Linked DNA regions of Homo sapiens: region 2 is linked to region 1. A link is a loop called in an ENCODE intact Hi-C map of the cell type or tissue named here. Cell type or tissue: heart right ventricle. All regions are shown on one strand.

Region 1 (8,000 bases):
ATTCTTACTTAAGTTTCATGATTCTCACACTGTATTGATGGCCAGCAAGATCCTTCTGTGTCCCTACAAAGGCAGGGAGCCCAGTACTGAACACACACAGAGTGGTTGGCATGTATAGCACAGTCCTGGACCTCAGGAATTTATATTCCAAGGAGAATGTCAAACTGAAACACAAAAACAAACATTTAACTATACAATATATGGTGCTATGTAATAAAAAAAAAAGTGCAAACCAGGGGTTATAGAAGTGAAGAAGAGAAGGGAGTATTTGCTTCCAACTATGGGGATTAAGGATGACATCATAGTGGATATGTCATTTGAACTGGACCTAGAAAAAGTAGATAAAATGTCAATAATCAGAGAAGAGAGGATAATTGAGCAAACAGAAACAAGCAGAAAACATAAAAAGACCCTAGAATAAAAATAATTCTAGGAACAATGGAGATTTTTTTAAATTCTAATTATTTTCTTCAGACTAGTTTGAAATGATCTTTGCATCTATGAAATATTGACAAGATAGGCTGGGCACAGTGGCTCACGCCTGTAATCCCAGCACTTTGAGAGGCCAAGGCGGGTGGATGGCCTGAGGTCCGGAGTTCGAGACCAGCCTGGCCAACATAGTGAAACCCCATCTCTACTAAAAATACAAAAAATTAGCTGGGCGTGGTGGCAGGTGTCTGTAATCCCAACTACTCAGGAGGCTGAGGCAGAAGAATTGCTTGAACCTGGGAGGTGGAGGTTGCAGTGAGCCAAGATCTCACCATTGCACTCCAGCCAGGACAACAAAAGCGAAACTCTGCCTCAAAAAAAAAATGAAATAAAATATGGACAAGATATTACAAGCAAAAAAACAGAGAACAAGAAGAACCTTTGGAATTTAAAATATAATTGCCAAAACAAGAGGGAATGGATAGTGAGTAAATGGTAAATGTAAATGAATATAAGGATAACCTAGTCATTCAAAATATTGAACAGTTAAAGGGAGGAGAGTGAGATGAGAGCAGGCCGGCAACAAGTAGAATAGTAATAACAACAAAATTAACAGCAGCAGCTATAGATTACTTTGCTCCTACAAAGTGCTAGTTGCCTTACATATAGTACTTCATTTACTAATCACAAAACACAGCAAGGTAGGTATTGCTAGTAATCAATTGTACCAAATGGTGACTATAATAAATAATAACACATCGTATACTTCAAAATTTCTAAAAGAATAGGTTTGAAATGTTTTCACCACAAAAAAAGTATATGAGGTGACTGATTTGTTAATAGGCATGATTTAATCATTTCACAATATTAACATGTATAAAAATATCACATTGTGTCCTATAAATATACAATATATACAATTGTTATTTGTTCATTTAAAATAAAACAAAAAATAATAACAAAGAAACTGAGGCTCAGAGAAATAAAGGATCTTGCCTAATGTCAGACAGGTAGCAAGTGGCTATGGTATGTTGGCCTCCAAAACTATTGCTCTTAACTACCTCACTTGCAGGAAAGCAGAGGGGAAGCATCAAGGTAAGGAAGAGGTTGAAGGTGTCAGACTAAAAGGTCCAGACCTTCAACCTCTTTATGTATGGAAACAAGGTCCTTGGCTGTGCATGGTGGCTCATGACTGTAATCCCAGCACTTTGGGAGGCTGAGGTGGGTGGATCATGAGGTCAGGAGTTCGAGACCAGCCTGACCAACATGGTGAAACCCGTTCTCTACTAAAAATACAAAAATTAGCCAGTGTGGTGGCGCGCAACTGTAATCTCAGCTATTCAGGAGGCTGAGGCAGGAGAATCGCTTGAACCTCGTAGGTGGAGGGTGCAGTGAGCCAAGATCATGCCACTGCACTCCAGCAGCCTGGGTGACAGAGTGAGACTCCATCTCAAAAAAAAAAAAAAAAAAAAAAGGGTCCTTCAGGAGTTGAGGAGGGATAAGTTCTCTGGAATGAGTTGGGAAGTGGCAAGGTGATGGAAAATCAGCCTTCTGGGAAATGGGGGAACGTTTCTTCCTCCAAGACTATGAACACTGCTGAGAGGGGACCCAGGGAGGTTGAGACACAGTGAAGCAGTAGCAGATGTGCACCAAATGCAAGAGGACCTTGAAACCAATGCCAGCTCTGCCTCCAAGAACAAGCTGCTTATGTCTGATGACTCATTTCCCAGGACAAGGCCAGTTCTTGGCCAGCAGCCACTAAGAATGCTGCAGCAGGGCACTACTCCACACTGGTAGGCGTTGTCACACCCAGACCACCTCCATTGGTCTTCAGAAAGTGTGCCCAAAGCCTAAAGCCACCTCTGACTTTATGACATTGAACTATTTCATTCCATTTGGCCAATAGAAATGCAAAAAGGATGAGAGCAAACCAAGGAGGGGAGATTGCAGTTCCAAATCATTCCACAAAAATGGTCTCTAAATGCATCTGAGCTGGCTGCTTATAAAGGGCAACACAGGCACCAAAAAAAAAAAAAAAAAAAAAAAGAAGAAGAAGAAAAAGAAAGAAGGAAAGAAAGAAAAAGAAAAGAAAACCTGACTACCCAATCCTTAAAAATTGTTCAAGAGTAAAAGCCCCACAAGTCTGAATTCCAGAAACCCAAGGCGGGTGGCCTTTTCAAAGAGCTCAGTTGATTTTATCACCATCCCTAGTCTGAATTCGCTGCACATTTCCTCCCTAATCCAGGATGCGATAAGAAACCAACATAACAAGAATTCATCTTCCCCAGGAAAAGGTGAGCATCTCTGAGTTCAACAGAGACAACTGGAACCTAATTGCATTGCCTCTTTCAAAGCCTTCCAGTAAAAGTGTAAAACGAAAGAGGACTGAAAGAGGCTGCTTAGCGCAGCTACAATGTGATCACATTTTCTTTTGAAAAATGACACACCAAGTAGCTGCCATTTTTAGAAAATGGCAATTTCATCTGAAATCAGAGCAAGTGTCACTCTGCAGCAAAAAATAAAATCCTTGTTTCAAGAGCTTTGGAACCTGGTCCCCAAACAGCAGTATTTCCTGGCTATATTTGATTAATATTACACAAAGGGTAGGATGAAGGGAAGGTGGGTCTGGAAAAGGAAAAGCACCTTTGTGAAGAAAAACAAGTATGTGGCCTTCAGGGAGCTAAGCACATGTTTAATTTTGTGTTTTAAACTTCTCAGCAGACTGCAGATCTATAAAGGGAATCACTGAAAGTGAAGATAACGACGACTTACCCAAAGCATCATGCTGTTTTCCGCAAGACAGGGCGAGAAGTGAGAAAGCAAAATCTTTGCTTCAGTTACACAAACTCCCTCTCCTTTGCAGAGAAACTTGCTAGCTGAAATGGAGCCAGATGCTAATACGGGAGCCTCAGCAAACAGCTATGTGCTTGTCAAACACTGACATCTACTGGTCAGTTCTGAAATGGCTTCTTTTTTATTTCTGAAAGACCAGTCAACTAGACAAAAATAAATTCCCTTGTGCTTTTTATTGGAGGCTTTTTCTTCTTTGGCCCTTTGAAAATTCTTAACCCGTAATTTAAGTTTTACCTCTGTAAAATATACAGAGTTATTTAATTTATATTTTGATTCTTTAAGTTATAAGATTGTTATTAAATAGGGCATGAGAAAAAACGCAGAATATCTAATCAGAATTTGTTGAGTATAATAATCATTTCTTATATCCATAAAACACTAATGAGTTTCCAAAGCATGACCAGGTATATTATCTCATTAGGTATTCAACAACCCTGTGAAATGGGATGATCAAGACCATCCTATTTTACAGAAAGGACACAAAGGCCCAGAAAAATCTAGCTAATAAATCCAAGGTCATAAAGAAAGTCACAGGTGATGCTAGTTCTAGAACCAAGGTTTTCCAACTTATAGGCCAGGACTTTAATCATTGAGGCATTTATCTCCACATTTCCCCTTGTGGAAACAAATAAATTACTCTCAGCTGGTGAGTATAGAGGGAAAAGGCAAATGGGGACACGCAAACACACACCCTCTTTCTTTTGCTTTGTACTATTAAAGTCCCGACATGAACTAATGAGCAGAGGGAGAAAGCTGCTGTGGATGAGAGCTACACTCCATTTTAGTACTTCAAGAAAGATTTGGTCAAAGCTGATTAACCCATTGGGCATCATAAACCTTTCTGTCCAGCATACCAGAATCAGCCACCACAATGAAGTATGAAAATTGATCCTTAAAAAATGCACTGAAATGTCATTCAGAGAGATTGAGGGCCAGTTACTTAATGCCCAGATGTATTCACCCTCCCCCAACCAGGGCACACAGTTGCTTCCTGATAATGCTTACAAGCTTCCTAATTATTATCAAAATTAAAGGTACATAGGGAACCTTGAAACATGGGAGGCATACCTGAGAGCAAGGTGGGTAGATCATTAACGAAATTTCTCTCTTCTGTGGACAACTTACCAAAGGCATCAGAATTTTAAACTGGGACCTTTTTTTCCCCCGGAAGAATTAGCTGGGTTTCTAAAACAAAAATCAAACCATGGAGGTTGAAACACAAGTGAGTACTTCATAAATATTCCCTGGAATGAAAATATTGCCAGGAGATTTCTGAAGAGGGCATGGAGCATCTGCCTTAGAGGGCCACTGCTAAACTTGTCCTGTTGCCACTTTGCTAAGGAAAGGAGGAGCTTAAGAATGTTGTGGGGTTGAGGTGGTAGGGAGTTAAGAAAGACCAGCAAACTAGACAGCTGAGTAACACAAATCAACTCTCGGGGTTTAAATAGCCCTGTCCTGAAGCATCTTCATGTCTAGAAAACCAATGTATCAACTTCTACCATTAATGTCCCTTTTAAAAGGGAATAATGTGGGTTGTCATATCAATGCTTTTTTTCCCACTCCTAGGGATCCTGTCCCAACTCAGAGCCCTGACTTGACTTCTCTTCCCTACAAGACCTTTCTTTTAATAACAATAACAATAACAACAATAGTAACAACTGAGGCTAATTTACAGCAGGCACTATTTGAAGGGCTTCACATATATGAACTCATTAGTCCTCACAACAACCCTACCAGGTTGTTACTATTATCTCCACTTTATAGATATGTAAATTAAGTCACAGAGATTAAATAATTTAACCAGGATTTCACAGCTTCTAAGTGATGGTGCTAGAGTTTAAACCCAGGTCTGTCCAATTTCAGTGCCCCCTCACTTAACCTCTATATCAGTGGTTTTCTTTTATTATTATTATTATTATTATTATTATTATTATACTTTAAGTTTTAGGGTACGTGTGCACAACGTGTAGGTTTGTTACATATGTATACATGTGCCATGTTCTCACTCATAGGTGGGAATTGAACAATGAGAACACATGGACACAGGAAGGGGAACATATATCAGCGGTTTTCAAAGTGCAGTTCCTGGACCAGCACCATTAGCATCACCTGGGAACAAAATTCTCAGCCCTCTCTCCCCACAACCTGCCCCCAACAGACCTACTGAAACAAAAACTCTGAAGTTTGGTTGTTTTAACTTTACTTTTACAAGACACACAGGTGATTCTGATGTACATGACAGTTGTGGGACTCACGCGCTACATGATACCGCCTATCTCTAAAGGGTAGTTGGGGATATAGAACCTTCAGCCCACAAAGAGTCCAGTCAGGATATTGCTTGATATCTTGCCATTTGCCATCTTATGATAAAACTGGAGCACGAGATGGTAATTCCATTTGATTGTGGGCCTAGGTTAATCATAGATGTTTGAGTATCATACCTTTTTCGTAGGAAAATTCCACATGCAGATCAGTAACAGTAGATCCATTTTTCAAATGCGGAAATCAAAGCCATTTAAGTCATTGGAGAATTGGGTTTCGAAAACCTCATTTAGTCCATTTTCCCTCCTCCAGAAAAGTAAACATAACCAATTTGAGGGCAGCAGGTAATTATCTCCATAAAAATTTTTAAAGTATCTAGAGACGGAATAAGAAAATAACTTTTGAGACTTGGACTGCAGAGTTGTAGTCTTTCAACCCAGGCGTCATCTGATCTCCTTTATTTTCTTTCTTCCCCAGTGCCATTCTTCTATAGTCTTTTTACCAGAAGGACCCAACTTGGCATTTTCCAAAGTGTGTATGTGTGTGTGTGTGCACCACACACGTGCACTGTAAGACTTTAATCCCCTGAGATGCTTGCAAGAAAAGGGTTACAGAGTCAAATCAAATTAAAATTAAATTAGCCTGTAAAGGCTGGGCACGGTGGCTCACACCTGTAATCCCAGCACTTTGGGAGGCCGAAGTGGGTGGATCACCTGAGGTTAGGAGTTCGAGACCAGCCTGGCCAACATGGCGAAACCCTGTCTCTACTAAAAATACAAAAAAATTAGCCGGGCGTAGTGGCGCTTGCCTGTAACCCCAGCTACTCTGTAGTCTGAGGCAGGAGAATCACTTGAACCTGGGAAGCAGAGGTTGCAGTGAGCTGAGCTTGCGCCACTGCACTCCAGACTGGGTGACAGAGACTCCGTCTCAAAAAACAAAAAAAAAAACAGCTTGTATTTATCGAGCATTTCCTAAAAGCCAAGTACTCTTTTAAGCAGTTTGAATATATTAAAACCACTCTGATGTAAATATTACCATTATCCCCATTTGACAGATAAGGACACCTGGAGCACAAAAAGATAAAACAGACTTTTCCAAGGTCCTATAAGGAGCAAGCGAAATATCCTAGCTGGGTTCTAAACCCAGAAAGTCTGCTATCAGAGGCCCCCACTCATAACACCACGGTTTACTGCCTCTTTTTGAGAAATTCTGCAGATTTCATCTATGATTTTCCTCTATCAGAAAAAATCTCCATATACATTAGCCCATTTGGAAGTCCTGCAGTAGAGAAATGTGCTTATATTTTATAACCCAATGTCTCCCAAACTTACTTGATCAGGGAATCCTGTTTTGTAACACCTGTTAAGCTCTCCAGAACAAAAGATCTTAAAAACACACTTTAGAAAAACCTAATTTGGCCTGAGGAGGACCACTCTTTTGCCCAATCTGTAAGTCATTGTGAGAAGACAGATGGAATAATGGAGAAAAAAAGTATGTGCATGTATATGCATGCGTGTGTGTATCTTAGAACAGTGCCAAAAACGGAATAAGTGCTATGTAAGTGTTTACTCTTGTTGTTGCTGGTAATGGTGGTGGTTGTGGTGGTGTCATTCTTAACACATATCTAATGCCTTTACTACATCTTTGGCTAATCTCGAAGGACAAGAAAGACAATTATATCATCATGAGGGAAAGAAGCTTATTTTATTTCTCTTAGAGTACACAAATGCAATTGGTATCACTGACAGCAAAGGCATCATGCCACCATCTCAGCCTTTGCATGGGCAACACTTAGTAAGAGGGAAACACAGCATACCACCCACTGTAATACAAATGCCTCTGTCTCTGTGCATATTGTTAATATTGGGCAGCTTCCTCCATCCCCGCCCCACTTCTTGGAAGCTCGAAAGTGCTTACCACCTTTATCCAATTTATTCTGGAAGTTTTGGACTATTTGCTTGAGTTACTCCAGTCAGATGGAGATTTGGCATGACATTCAGAAACCTTTCTTTCAAATCTCTGTGCTTCCAGGAATGCTGCTTGATAGCACCGAATATTGAACTCGTAGCGTGTTGGAGCAGGAGGCAGGTATGAGGAAGAAGGCAGAATTCCACGTGTGACAATTAGAAACCTCTCATACTGAAGAACAGGAGCTGGAAGGGCCCCAGGCTATCTATACTGTGATCAATCTGGCCACTCATGTCAGGTTACTATCATAATCATAATCAATAATTCCCCAAACCATATGAAGCTACAGGTAAAAGTGGGATATTAATGATCATAAACAGCATTTTCTCTGGTTTTCCCCCAAATCTATCATTACAGTATCTCTAGGTTCTCCACTTATTTCTCATAACCCCCATGGGTTGTCTCAAGTCTACCCATAAAGAAGCCTTCTCCACTTTACGGACTTCCTAGACCTTTGCTACCTATACCAAACCACAGGCACCTCATCG
Region 2 (8,000 bases), 790 kb before region 1:
AAAAAGGAAAGGTTTCTTGCTATAGCTTTCCATACCATCAACTTTGCCTCTGATTGCTATTGCTTCAAAATCATAAACTCCAATGAAGCAAGCTAGCTAGAATTTGATAATACAATAAAGCTACCTTTGGGGAATTACAGAAGGAAGCTGAAGAAAAAAAAGTACTCAACCTAGAAGGAGCATGGATCTTAGATATTTAAGACTTCCATTGCACTAAATAAACTTTAAACAAAGATATTATGGTATTGGTTTTCATTCATACTAAGCAGGCTAGAGAATTACATGTTTCAATTATATATAATTGCCTCACAGCAGACTGATTGCTATGGATCTGTGCTCTTAGCCAGTATCGATCAGCAACACTTTGCAAAAATACAAGACAATCCAAAACACTTCATCAATGAAGCAGTTTACGTGAGGTGAGGAAATGATACCACTTGTGTCACTCTATAGTCAATGAGGATGTCCCTACTTCTTCTCTGCCTTTCATCTCCACACTTTATAAAAGTATAACTGAAATGAGTTTTCAAACTAGTTGAGAGAAAAACACCTTTGAGGATAGAGCCCTTAAGTATATTTTGGAGCTCATTACGGTTAGTAGTGAAAAGACACTAATAAATCCATGATTTACTGCAGTAAATTTTCTAGCCTTCAGAGGACCACAAAGTGAATGCTCACCAAACCCACTGATTTTTTGTTTTCAAGTAACCTCTACACTTTAGAAACTTCGTTTGGTACCACTTAACAAATGGTTAGTGTCTCACTTTTAGGAAATGTCTAGATTTCTACAAAAGAGTTAATTGCAAGAGTCACATTATATGTGACTTATGATTATCTAAGGCAAAGATGATATGCTTTCTCATGGCAACTGGGGTCAGTATTCCTCTTCACCCTTTTTCTTAAAGAAATTCAAAATGACCATATAGGTATAGCCTAAACAAAGTTTTCAATAGCCAAATAATATAAACTATCTATTGTGGTCCACTCCTTTCAGTCAACTAGTGTTTTAAGTGGAATTATAGAAAGAATGTAGTTTCTTTTCAGATTCTATTCTTAAGCCCTCTGAAAAGCTATCCTACTACAGTATACGTATTTTAAAAGACAAAATTATTTATAATTTGTTTTACTTGTCTGATGGCATAAATACAGAATAACTTTCTTACTGAAATTAATACCATGAGAAAAATAAATATTGTGAGCTACCAAAACTGCATATGTGTATATTTCTCTCATATGAACAGAGTGAAAACCAGAACACTGACAACTAGTTCTTTCGCATACCATTGAGTTTTGCAATTTTGTCATTTTAACAATTTGGCTTTTTCTGTGCAATTCTGAGGTTTAAAAAAGACCGCATTTATGGTTTTGGCAGAATTTAAGCAGCAGGCATTAATAGGTGGTCCAAGAAGGCAGAAAATTGAAGTCAACGAGGTCTGGTAATAAAGACTAAACAAATTTCCCTGACATAGGTGGAGCAAAGTGTTCAAATGGTGGATAGGGAGGATAGTGTGTCAGTCCATAATAGGTAAAGATCTAGTTAGTGCCGCCTCATTCCACAACTCCAAGGAGCACTATTCACATCAGAGTCTGCACAATGGTGTCCCCTAGAGTTTGCAGTGTATAGTTTGTGTGACCAATATGTGATAGCCCCAAGGGCTAGGCAGATAGACAGCGAGTGTCAAAGAAATCAGATAGCACTTGACATGGGGAATAAAATTCCGGATGTGGATTTCAGTTTCTGGAAATAAACAATGTTAAAGAAAATGAAGCAATACAATATTAAAATAACTACAGTATTTGGCAAAGGATCAAGCAAAAGAGAAAGGCCCTAACTGCGGGTATTAGAGAACAAGGCACAGACCTACTGCATCATAGGAAACAAAACTAAAAAGGGCTCAGTTATTTTACAAAGTCAGAAGCATCTTCAGCAAGAGTACCTTGATGTTGAGCTATTGTTACATAAATTCCCTTTTCTAGAGAATAGAACTATTGCTACAATTTTGGGTAATTTTAAAACAACTGATAGTAGGTGAATGAACTCTTGAAATTTTAGGTTCAAGGACAGAATTGAGCAAAGCACCTTTTAATATACTAGCTCCCATGTTTGATGCTTTGCTCTTTAAACAATGCTAAAATATAAAGGTTGTCTAAGTCTATCAAACACCAAAATATCTGTACAAAAATGAAAAAGCAATCCAACTACAGAGAAGGTTGATCTGCCCTGTGCCAAAGACCTATGCATTTCCAAACATGGTGAGGAAGAGAGAAGTATCTGAATGACTAAAACCCGTTCCCATATAAATTATTTAAAATTTTTTAGCTATAACAATCCCCCCCATCTCTACACTTAACCTATTATCTTGCTTAACCTAGAGATACTTTAAGTTGAGCACTCTTCATTTATATAACTTCTTATCTGGAGAAAGAATATATTTGGGGCCTTTTTCTTTATGCATGTTACTGGAGTGTTTACATGCCTGATGAAGCTTGAGAGTCACTAAAGGAGAGCATAGGCAGAGGAATCTTTGCCAAATATTGCATACCCTGGCTAAGCATTTAAAATCCAAGTTTGTTTGCAGGAAAGCATGTTGAAAAAGATCTGGAATGTTTAAGAATTATTAATGCATGTTCATAGACCTGAGTACATATTATATTAAAGTAAATACATTCTGCATTAAAAGAGGTTTTTCATGTGTTTTTGGATGAACATTCTCATGCATTGGTAAATCAAAACCCTGAAAACTCCTTAGTTTCCATTATCCATGCTTAAAGATGGTACCATTGAGACTTGAGAAAATGGTGATTTCATTAAAGAAATGTAGAAAGTAAAGAGTTTTGCTTAGGATTAGGGATAGGGGTTTAGAAACTTAATTTTAGATATGCTGAGTTTGAAGTGATATGGCATAAAGAAGGAGAGCCTATAAAAGTAGTCAAACACTTAGATGTCAGAACACCTGAGTTCAAATCCTGGCTTCACCATTTACTAGTTTATGTGAACTTGGGAAAGTTATGAAATTTCCCAAATTTGTTACCTGATCTGTATAATGAAGAATATGACAGTACCTACATTTTAAGGTTGTCGAGACAATCAAGAGTTAACACATACAAAGTGCTTGGGACAGTGCCTGGCAGTGCTCAATAAATAATTTGCTTTGTTGTTATTGGTATTGTTTTTATTGTTTATGTTTATGCTGTTGCTATACGGGGGGGAAATGCCAGCAGATATTTATAAAAGCAGAAACACATTGGGAGAGAGATTTGGACAGGGAAATATAGGTTTGATACGGCATTGGTGACTTTTAGGAGTACAAATTAAGTAGAATGATGGGAAGAAATTTCAGGTGAGGTATATTTAGGTTAGCGGTTAAAGGATTAAAGAGGGACTGTGTAATAAACATAGAATAAACTTGTAAACAGAAGTTTATTTGTAAAAGAAAGGAAAGAAATAAGGACAAGTAAAGAAAGTGCATTTGGGTCCAGTAAAGGTGATTTTCAGGAGAAGGGAAACCTGTGAGAGAAGTTATTATTTGCTATTCACCATTTCAGTAAGTTCCATCTGCTTTCTTAGTTCAGGTAACAAATCGTCGCTCTCCATCCCCTTTTCCTCCCCTAATTACTCAGCAGTTTTCAAACTCAATCATTTTTCTAATTCCTCCTCCCAATTTTGTGCTCCAATATCTCCCTTACTTGTTTTGCTAATAGGCTTCTCTCCCCCTGAAACAGTGTAAGGAGGGGCTATGTAATTTTCACAGAGAGCACAGTTGTCCTCAAAGAGAGAACAAACAAAAGTTCTAATTTCCTCTGCATCTGGATTCAGCATGCTCTTTTGATGACCTACTCCCAGAAGTAAATTTTCCACTGTGGCCTCTAAATTTGTGGGCAAGATTCTTCTCAAGGTTACAATCTGGTTGCAGGTGCAAAAAAAAAAAAAAAAATGCATGTGAGGGAAAAATATTCTAAATGGAATCTATAGCTCATCAAGCTGTTTCTGTCTTTTCTTAGTTACTTATAACTAATTTTTTCTTTCCTTTACCACAGAAAATATGTAATATGACAGTATGGCAGCTATAGTCATAACAAGGGCAAAGCTGGCTGATAGTTTCAGGATGGTTTCATTAGATCAATAGCTTTAGTGCAAACTTTCTTGGTCCAAGTTCTGGTGCTCAACTCTGTAGGTAATAAAACTATGATTCACTCAAGTCTAAATAACAGGAGACTGATTTATGAATGAAAATGTGACTGTATTAAAATAGGGTATATTCTTATTTCTAGTAACTTCCTTATCTCAACATCAAGGCATCTTGAATGCCAAATTTGTAATGTCTGGTGAATCGAACCATGGAAAACATAAATCTTTTCATTTTGAGTGTGATAGAGATTAATGAACTACCCTGCTCCAAAATATAATTATGCTAGTACTAACTGGGAACATCTGTATGTACTGATTTAAGATCTGCACTGCAAACTCTAGGGGGTGCCATCCACACGGTAATCTATGTGAATAATTCACCATGGAGTTGTGTACTATCCAATTTGTGAGGCTGTACACAAATAATCTTGATGATTTTATGCTTCTCCTTTGTGTGGTGTTGGTTAACTCCTAATAATCGGTGCCATAGTATTCCAAGTCATTACAAAAGCTTTCCATAGTATGATAGAGTTCCCATTTTGTATGTTATTTTCCATTCATCATATTTTAGTGGAATTTCGTACAGATAACACTAAGCAATGGTTCCCAAAGTTATTATGTAAAAAGAAAGAAAACAACCTTCCTTTAAAATGCAGATTACATGTGCCTGCATCCAGGGATTCTGCTTCAGTTGGTCTGTGCTAGAGCCCAGAAATCTGCATTTTAAAAAGCACTCCAGGTGGTTCTGAAGTAAGTGGAAACACTAACTTTAAAATGCAGATTAATCATTTACCTTTTTCCAAAACACTCTCTAAGATGTGGTATTGCTCATCAAGTTTTCTTTACACAACTAATTTCATCCATGCTGTAGAGATTTTTTTTTTTTTACCTCAGCAGCAGATATGGACATTTTTCTGATCATAAGATCTATCCCTAAAGCCTATGGTCCTTTGTTTGTGGGCTACACCAACATTTAGAACAACACTTCAAAGTAAAATGCATTTTTTTTGGAAATAAGTTAAAAATTCAGTGTGAATCTTCTCATTGCTTGAGAATTTTATTTAGCCTAATTCTATTCTAGTGACTGCCAAATGCTCACAGCACGGCTGATTTCCAGTCAGTACTCTCCTTAGACTAAAATATCTATTTTTGATCATTTTCCCTGCATGATTGCTTTTACTTGATAGGTTAAATCTGGCTTTCTAGTTTGCTTATATCCTTAACCTCTCCCAAAGAGGTTATTGTTTGGAATCTCAATGATATTCACAACGCTTTCTCCTTTACTATCACCTCAAATTTAATTAACATGTCATTTAACTACTTTTCAAAGTCATTAATAAAGACATTAGACAAACAGAAATAACATCATCCCTCTGCAACTGGAAATAATTCCATCTAGCAAACAGGACCCATGTTTCAATTGCTTCAGCTTCATTTCAAGTCTTCTACAAATATAGGGCCACTCATTGCTAATGAATATTTACAGAAAAAAAAATGTATTAAAACCAAGACAGCATACATATGGAACACAAATAACTAACCATTGAAACGTAAATATTCACATAAAATTAATCATATTGACATATATATTGCATATCCTTTCCCCAATAGTGTTGCTGTCATTCAACTTATTATGGTAATTTAATTTTCATTACACAGAATTTATTTCTTATATAACAAATATACTATTTTTTGCTTTATGATTTTCAATTTCTTCATCATGCTTATAACTACCTCAAAATATAATTATATTTCCATTCCTCTATATTTTTATTCTATTTTGTTTATTTTCTACATATGTGGACTTTTGACTCACCTGCAATTTATATTGATGCAAGGAGTGAGACAGGGATCCAGAAACTACCATTTATTGAGGATTTACTGTATGTAAATTATGTATTACTATATGTAAATTGTACCAGGCACATACATTATTTCATTCTGATGTAAGTATTACTGTCCCATTATACAGATGATGAAACTCATATTCACATAGGTTGAGGAAATTAATGAAGGTACACACAGCTAATAAATGACAGATCAGGGGTTTGAACTCAAGACTGCCTGACTCTAAAAAACATTCTTAATCATTATTCTGAACTGCAGATTTGTGGTGGTAAATTTCAATGGCTACTGAATTCTTAATGTACTTAATAACCTGTCTTAAGGCTCCAATCTGTTCCATTTCTAGGCCAGCAATGCAGTTTTAATTTCTGGATAGCTTTATAATAGGCTTTGAAATCTGGTAAGGCAATGCCTTTTCTGGCTATTGTCATATGTTTACTCTTTCAGATAAACATTAAATCACTTTCCAAATTACAAAAATGCCCCACTGGAATTTTTATTGGGATTATCAAAACTAGTATTAATTAATTTAGGGGTAACTAAAATATTTACAATCAGAGAAAGAAGTACATCTCCACATTTATTCAAGTATTTTTTATATCCCTCATTTATGTTTCATAGCTTTGTCTTATAGGTTCTATTTATTTGTTGCTTATACCGTGTTTGTTAATGTTTTTGTTGCTATTTTGTGAGTGTATATATATAACTCTTTCTTCTATATTTTATTTGCACATTTTATCTAATTGTAAAATATTATAGTAATTTAAATCTGATTTTACTTATTTCATAAGTATTTGCCATCTTACATTGTCTCTTTTAAAAAATATTTCTTAAAATATTTCCAAGATACAAAATTTTATACACATTAACATATATAAAAGTTGAAGATAAATATAATATGCCATCATGCACCTGCTATGTGAAATTCTTACCCATTTTGCCTAAAATTGGTAGCTGTATTATCCATCTCAGGCTTCCATAACAAAGATGAAAGACTGGGTGACTTAAACAATAGAAATGTATTTTTCACAGTTCTGGAGGCTTGGAAGTCCAAGATGAAGGTATTGACAAGTTAGGTTTTATTCTAAAACTGCTTCTCTTGCCTTGCAGGTGTCTGCAATCTCATTATGTACTCACTTGACTTCTCTGTTTATGTTTATGTTCAGAGAGTGAGAATGAACTCACTAGCATCTTTTCTTTTAAGGATGCTGATCTGATTATATCAGGGCCTCACCCTTATTAGCTTATTTAGCCTTAATTTCCTTCTTATATGCCCTGTTTCCAAATATAATCACATTGGGGATTAGGGCCTCAACATATAAATGTTGAGGGAAAATAACTCAGTCCATAGCAGTAGCCTACTATTTTACTCAATCATCATATTGCTTCTTATTTTGTTTGGTTTAGAAATTCTTCCTTTTTTTTCTAGATATACAATCATGAGTAAATAATGGTAATTTTGCCATGTTACTTAATCATATTTACACTTTTGGATTCATTATTTTGTATTATTGCTTTAGGAGAAATTCCAAAAAATTTTATATAATAGTGATTTACACAATACTAATGGTTTTTGAGACTACTGTCTTCTTCCTGATTATAACAGAAATAATTGTAGTGCTTGACTATTAAATATGATTCTGGCTGCTACTTTAATAAAGCAAATCTGTACTTTATTTTTTATCAGTAATAAATACTGCATTCTTTTTCTTTTTTAACATCTGTCATGATTATATGTTTTATTTTTCTTTTGGGCTTATTAGTGTTGCAAATGTCATCAGATTTTCTAATACTTATCTTGCATCTCTGGAACAAAATCTATTTGCTCATGTTATATTCTTATTTTATTTTAATCTTGGGTTCTATATATTAATTACAAACTTCTGATTTTCCCATCTGTATTCAAAAGTATAGTTGTGTCACTATTTTTTAAACTCTTTCATGTTTTCTTATCAGCCTGCTGCTGGTTCTGTAACAAAAACTCCCCGTTTTACTCTATGATGTAATACAATATAAACTACATCAG

Evidence for each region. Hi-C counts contacts between places; a loop is a spot of excess contacts. Peaks named below come from ENCODE experiments on the same cell type or tissue, not always from the same donor. Only the 100,000 strongest peaks of a DNase experiment are listed, where the experiment ranks them.
Region 2: it touches region 1 in a loop (8-fold over the local background); 39 of 110 quality-filtered maps call a loop at or near these places.

What each region holds. Positions count from the first base shown.
Region 1 is chrX:120,785,588-120,793,587 of GRCh38, reverse strand. No RefSeq gene overlaps it. Among named protein-coding and RNA genes, the nearest start is that of CT47B1, 86 kb to the left of the region's middle. In heart right ventricle, a CTCF peak has its summit at 3,364 (motif pointing left); a DNase peak (open chromatin) is centred at 2,167; H3K27ac peaks cover 1,288 bases.
Region 2 is chrX:121,575,685-121,583,684 of GRCh38, reverse strand. No RefSeq gene overlaps it. Among named protein-coding and RNA genes, the nearest start is that of MIR3672, 210 kb to the right of the region's middle. In heart right ventricle, a CTCF peak has its summit at 4,469 (motif pointing right); no DNase peak of the experiment used is centred here.